Regions from separate parts of the Homo sapiens genome. Here region 1 is linked to region 2. A link is a contact called in ENCODE Hi-C or POLR2A ChIA-PET data. All regions are on one chromosome and are shown on one strand. Each heading gives the region's core, a stretch centred on a gene start or an enhancer-like site at or near the end of the contact. The rest is flanking DNA. Distances are from core to core; before and after follow the strand shown. Region 1 has its middle 93 kb from the start of ZC3H12C. Region 2 overlaps LOC105369484 (a long non-coding RNA gene).

The links. A loop is a pair of places that touch in the nucleus more often than their neighbours do. ChIA-PET counts read pairs that join two places held with the same protein, here RNA polymerase II (POLR2A). Pooled maps may share reads with other maps.
Region 1: a map with no recorded cell type shows a loop between it and region 2 (8-fold over the local background). The contact joins two enhancer-like sites. A Hi-C loop is called at or near these places in 11 of 168 maps with a recorded cell type or tissue (CD14-positive monocyte, Caco-2, GM12878 and 8 more), 33 of 37 single-sample maps with no recorded cell type and 19 of 50 pooled maps. POLR2A ChIA-PET finds 5 or more read pairs at or near these places in 3 of 52 experiments (GM12878, MCF 10A and Panc1).

The regions. Positions count from the first base shown.
Region 1 is chr11:109,998,741-110,001,874 of GRCh38, forward strand. No RefSeq gene overlaps it. Among named protein-coding and RNA genes, the nearest start is that of ZC3H12C, 93 kb to the right of the region's middle. Within about 2 kb of position 1,376, at least 5 of the 41 ENCODE cell types and tissues checked have a DNase peak (open chromatin) inside an H3K27ac peak, as active enhancers do.
Region 2 is chr11:109,954,434-109,957,845 of GRCh38, forward strand. The region is part of intron 1 of LOC105369484 (a long non-coding RNA gene); the gene reads left to right. Among named protein-coding and RNA genes, the nearest start is that of LINC02715, 130 kb to the left of the region's middle. Within about 2 kb of position 2,043, at least 3 of the 41 ENCODE cell types and tissues checked have a DNase peak (open chromatin) inside an H3K27ac peak, as active enhancers do.

The sequences.
Region 1 (3,134 bases), core at 126-2,625, 44 kb after region 2:
ATGATATCCTTCCTCTTTTTAGATTTAAAGTAGCATTTCTTTCATGAAATGATAGTAGATAGTAGGGTTTTTTTAATGTTCTTAACTGAAAAATAAAAAGTTGGCCATCCTGTGACCCCCAAATAAATTAATATATAGATTGATAAATGATGTATCACTCTGTGAACCCAGACATGTGTGGCTTTGTTCTCTGACATTTGCTTTCTGCAGCTCTCAGGACTCTCCATGCTGAAAAGACACAATGCAATATTTCTGCAGTCCTCTCTCTCTCTCTCCGCAAATTCACCTTGGCCAGCAATACAAATGGTCCAGTTATTCAAGGAGCCAGATTTTCTCTGGAGGGATGGGGGCTGCATTATGCAGAGTCCCGCCCCGGGGCAGTTGGAAGAACACACTGCTTTGCAAACTGTTGCTGAGCCTGAGTATTTCTAAGCCTTCCAAAATCCTTGGTACAGTCTGTCCTCACATTGCCAACTGAGGGAATAATCCTGAATACTTGGTCCCCCACATATTCTACTAAGGAAGCTCATCATATTCCAGTGTCATTCTGAAAGAAAGATTCTCAAATATACATTTGGCAATCATCACCAATCTGACAAATTTGACCTGAATCTGTCTTCAAAAATTCTAAAGAAAAAAAGAATGAAAATTGGAGGTTATAATTTTACCAATATCAAGCCAAAGATAGACATGTTTCACCTTCATTTACATCAAGCTTTTATCCTCCAAAATTTTAAAACCATTTCTAATGTTACCTCCATCATTTAGCAATTAAAATTTTAGGGAGTTTACTTGAAACGCAAGTTGAATTTGGAAGTTTGGCTCATTTGACGTGGCCTAGTTAAATATGGCAATTCCCTTCTTTTTGCCACAGGAGGCAGCTTGGGGTAGAGAATTTGGGTCTGTCTGACAGCAAAGACCTGAGTTTGAATCTTGACTGAAAATTATTCAGTGGCTATGTTACTTTCAGAAGGCTTTTAACCTCTCTAATCCTTAGCTTCATAATGTGTAAAATGGGTATTGTAAGACCAACAGCATGTAATTGTAATGAGTCTGGCATAAAGTAAATGCCAATCCTGTAAAATGCTAATCCTGTTTTTTAATCTAATTAGATATCTAATTTTAATTTTAAATGAACTTAAGCAGGATGTCTTTTTTCCGTTTTTAATATTTTAAAAACTGGGAGGAAGAATCTATGAAGGCAAGTTTGTTTTTCAAGTTTGTGAAGAGTTACACAAATGATTCTAGAGTAAAATGGCCTTATACCAAATGTTTTACCTACTCACAGTGCCAAATATCCACAATGTCAAACAAGAACTGCAAATGTTCTCAGCTTTAATTTCACACCAATGTCACTTTAACCAAACAGTCTCCTTAGCAGGGTACTTCAGTGCTGAATCATTATTGACTCAGAGGTTTATAAATACCACTACTTGTATTACTTGGAGTTTTCTTCAGTGGTTCCCTATCGCCCTCTCTAAGTTCGGTTAAGCCTGACCGTGCAAAGGGAGTAATATCTGACATGCTCACTTCCCACATTAGTGGGGTTGCTAAGCCTGTATGACGTACATGATACATTTATAAAAAGGAACATTCTAAAAATAAGTTTAATGTATTCTCATTCAACTCCCTAAAAAACTGATGTAACTTGAAGACAGCAAGTTATGCTCATCAGTTTTCTCTAACAGCTTAGTAAATGTCAGAAAGAAACGGAAATGTTCTAAATAAGGACATCACTCGAAGTCCTTACAAAGTAAATCAGAATGCATACTTTTTCTATAAAAAAGCTTTAAAAAGATGATATAAATATATAATGTTCAAAGTCTAAATCTCATTTAGTAGGAATGGTTTAAAGATAACACTCGAAAAGACAGCTAAGGTGTTAGGTGGAAAGCAGCGGAAATGTATATAAAATCATTTCAATAAGGGATTTACTTAAGGAATAGGGTGAGGAATTACAGATATACAGTCCACACTGTTAGAGTCAACTCATCATCTATGGTAACAATAATGGGCAACAGGGAAGATAATCTAAAAATCCTGTATATTCACTTTTATATTCTAACATTATTGTTTGCAGTAGATTTATCTTCCCAACTATATTTAAGATTTGTTTGCCTTTTTGGGTATTAATTACCTGATGGATGGAGAAAGATACCCAATAGCACTCTCAAGGGCACAGCAAAGCCAAAAAAGTAACATTTTGCCAGAGATTATCTACAAAAATAAATTGTGTCTGTAAGAGAGTAAGAGATGTGGCCTGGATCACTGAGAGCGTGGAGTGAGGCCAATCCAAATAATTGATGTCTCTACAGTCTATCAGCCACTACCCGACAGTGGCCCAGGGATAAGGGTGGATGCAAGCACTTCTACTCCCTGCAATTACTCTCCTTTCTTTCCCTCAGGCACGAACCCCACTCCTCCAGAGTGGTTGTGGTCAGAGCATTTTGGGCAATAGGCCTCACAAAAGAAGCATCTTCAAATTCAGGGGACAAATCCAAAGGAAGCTAATATGAATCAACTGAAAAATGAACGAGCTGAGCCACATGCTGAGAGTGACCTGAAGAAAAATCGGTAAAGAAGTTTTATCAAGTGACTTGGGTGTTTTGATTCTTAAGAAGGAAATGAAATGCAAAATTTGCAATTTATGCAGAATTCTCTGTAATCTCTTGAATTCCAAGGGAAGTGACAGGTCTGTTTCAAATCCTTCTCCCGGAAACAGACAAAATTATAAAAGTAAAATACTGGAACAAAGTTTCAGTGCTGAGAGTAAGTGATGTTGCCAACATCTTATAAACTGGGAAGATTAAAGCAAAGGTGAAACAAGATCAAAAGCTCTCACTGAAAGCCCCCTCTGGTTTTCCCACTCTGGAAGTGGTGCAGTGCAGTAAGAAGTTAAGCAAATCTTTATAAGTATCACCAGCAATCCTGAATAATGAGAAATGAGGGCAAGAGGTGAGGGTGAGCAGTAGACCAGACAGAGCCACAGGTCAGAGGCTACAGGGACAGGGCAGAAGAAGCAAGCCTGTGGGTACATCAGAAAACTCTGCAGCAACTCAGTGTGCCACCTGCCCAGTTTCTCAATAGCAGCCCTAGGGTTATACTGACATGAGGGAGCACTTTCCTAAAATGGG
Region 2 (3,412 bases), core at 793-3,292:
ATAGGATAGATTCAGGGAACTAGAAATGAAAGTATAGCATACTTCAGTAGAGAGCCTTAGTGTTCCTGGCTTCATAGTAGCTCCTATCCAGCAGTTCCTGCATGCTGCAGGGGGACAGAAAACCAAGAAGGGGAGACAATGAGGAGGACCCAGAGTACAAGGACCTGAAGATCAGACAGCATGGCTACACCTAAGGGCACCAGCAGCAGAGGCTGGTGCAAGTCAGAAGGATGAGCAGGGACCGGCAATACAAGCAGAAAATGACCAGCAGGATGAGATACTCAAGTAGAGGCTAATCCAGGACAGCTCACCACTCCTGCCAAGCTACTGTATAAGCTTCCACTTGTACTCAGAAGCCATAATAAGTGGTATAGACAGGAGACAGGGAAATACTGCACGAAAGAGGGTGGTTCCCCAGCAAAGACCCCACCTTCAAGCAAGCCTGGAAACCCACAGCACTAGATGAAAACAGGCATTCCTGTTTTTGTGCCCAAAAGTTGCCTTTTGGCCCACCATGCACCCCTATCCTGTACATATATAAACCCCAAACTCCAGACTCCACAAGCCAATGAACAGAAGAGCAGAACGGAAGAACAGCATGGCAGAAAGAAAAAAAAAAGGAGTATCTGAATGCCAAGAGAAGATCAGCTGCGAATGGTCGGAGAGGAGAACGGACACCGGCTGCCCAAACTCCAGGGGAAGATCATCTTCTTACTTCATCCCCCTTCCAGCTCCCCATCCACCCCACTGAGAGCCACCTCCACCACTCAACAAAACCCCTGCACACATCCTTCAGGTTTATATATGACCCAATTCTTCCTGGACACCAGACAAAGACCTAGGTACGAAGAGGGCACTGAGCTGGTTAACACTTAAGCCATCCGTGGACAGCAAGGCTAAAAGAGCACACTGTAACACAGGCCCACTTGGGCTTTGGGGGTTGCAGGATCCCACCCACAGACACTGCCATGGGGCCTGGGCCCAGGGGTGCTCGGTCCGGCTCCTGCACCTGCCCATCTGCATGCTCCCCCTCCTGTAAGGAGTTTGAGTATGCACAGTGCCAAACAGACAAGCTACACCCCTGTTGCATGTCCTGCTAGGGGGGGTCAGGGAACGCTCCAGTTTCATCAGCAGTAAAGCAGGACAAAAAGGAGGAGGGAAACATCCAGGAGAGCAGGGGCAAGGAGTTACAGGAGCCCTTGAGAGAAAAGGACACCCCTGACAACCTGAATTTTGAATCAACAAAATTTAAATTCTTGGTAATTACACCGAAAGACTAAATTCTAAACCAGAAGAAAATCAAAGTGACAAGGTTAATTTGTTTATTGTTTGTTTACTTGATTTGATTTATTTTTTTTTCTCTCTCACTGTTATTGAAATAGGGGCTACTTGAATTCAACTGTAGAGGTGTTTAAAAAAAGAATCGTGTTTATATGTGTGAGGTTTGTGGGACCTGCTTAAAGTTTTGGTCCTGGAAGGGTCTTCGAAGGCCATCTAATTCACGTTGTATTGAGAGGAAATAGACGATGAAATAGGAAGCAATTATCTCAGGACTACAAAGCCAGTCACTAAAAGGGCCAAGACAAGATTGCACATTTCCAAAGGCACCCAGACATGTGAGCATTCAAAATCAAGAGCACTTTCACCCATAGTCATTGATGATGAAAAACACAGGTTGAATACATGTGGCTGCTTCTGATTTTTAAGCACACACAAAACTCTTGTACCACTGGAGCGAACCCACCAGCCATCAATGACTGCATGACGCCTTTCCCCCAGTTCTTTGCTCTCAACAGTAATTCCCTTTGCCATAACTTTCTGTTTTCTGCAGTGCCAGCCAGTCGTGACTGGTTGTGGCATCTCTAACAAAAGATACTGGATGTTGTTTTAAAGTCCCATGGTTGCATTTCAGAGCTAAAAATAGGACTATGCTATATCATCTGATATTTTCAGATGATCAGCTACACCACTTCCCTCCTTTCTGAAACTTACAGAGGTAAGTGAATTTTAAAATTTTGTTCTTTGAACAGCTCACTTTAGAGAACAATAGAGCCATTACACAAGCATACTTAATTTCAACTCTATACATTTAGCCCATTTCCCCCAACCCACTTTCCCCTCATTTCATGGGCTACTAAAAATATAGAACTAAATAGTGTGGCCCACCTGGAAATGAGTGTGTACACTGTTTAGCCTGAATGAGTGCTTGTGTGTGTTAAAGGAACAGGCTGCCTTCCAGGTGTCACCTCACATTTGGTTTCATTTTACTTTTCTCTAGTCATATGCCTTTGCCCTGACTTCCATGCCTGTTTTTACATTTTATTTTACAGAAATTATGTATTTCTGTAATGCAGTTTATAAAAATGATAAGAATATTAATCAATGTGCTTACTTTCATCAGCTTCAGTCAAACTTCTATTTACCCATCTTCAAATTATTTGCTCAAATTATATCTACAAGGCAAAAGGAAAGTAAATAAGGAAAGAATCCTGCTACTGAGGATTAAAAGCACCTTTTACATAATAACTAATGAATTTTGCAGACTGGCTGTGAACATGGCTGACAGCATCAAATAGATATGCCAGTGGTGAATTTTTGCTCTGTCCATGTGAATATAACCTTAATTTAAGATCATAATAAAATTTGAAACAGTGAAACAAGAGTGAGATTTAACCTCATTAAGATCAGGGAGCACATCTTCTTTCAATAACTATTTCAAACACGTTTACATATAGACTCACGCAGGCAAAGTAACCACAATTACTGTTTTTAAAGTGAAATACGTTAATATGTTACCTATTCTACAGAAACACGTAAGAACCTTCGGAAGCAAAATAATAACATCATTTGAAATATGAATAGTTACCCGAAAACCTATAGCAATCCAAAGCCAAATTTAAGATGAACAAACTTAAGATGTCCAAAATTTAAGTTGAGACAGCCTTTTGCTCTTGGCAAGCTACAAAATAAATACAAGTTCCCCTCCCTTTATGTCACACACACAATTTAGGGGAGCTCACTTGGACAATATTTGTACTGTGATACATAACGTCATCTAGAATATAAGTCAGAGTACCCAGCTATTTCTCTCTTTTGTGATTATTCACTTTAAAATTACAAGTTCTGATTCATTTTTAGATTTCAAATGATCAAAACTTTTATCTGTTTTTAAAATGCCTATATTCCTTGGTTTTCTCTAATCAAGGAAGTGAATAGGTATCTTAGCAAGAGAGGTCATGGGGAAGATTGCAAGCATTATACTATGCACTGTTGAGTGGGTTCAGAATAGTTTATATTATCATAAAAACAAATTGACATCAATAGCATAATTGCTGCATGAATAATCTTAGAACAAGTGAGACCTTTCAAGGCTTTTTTATTGTAAGCAATCATTATGCTCACCACATAAAAC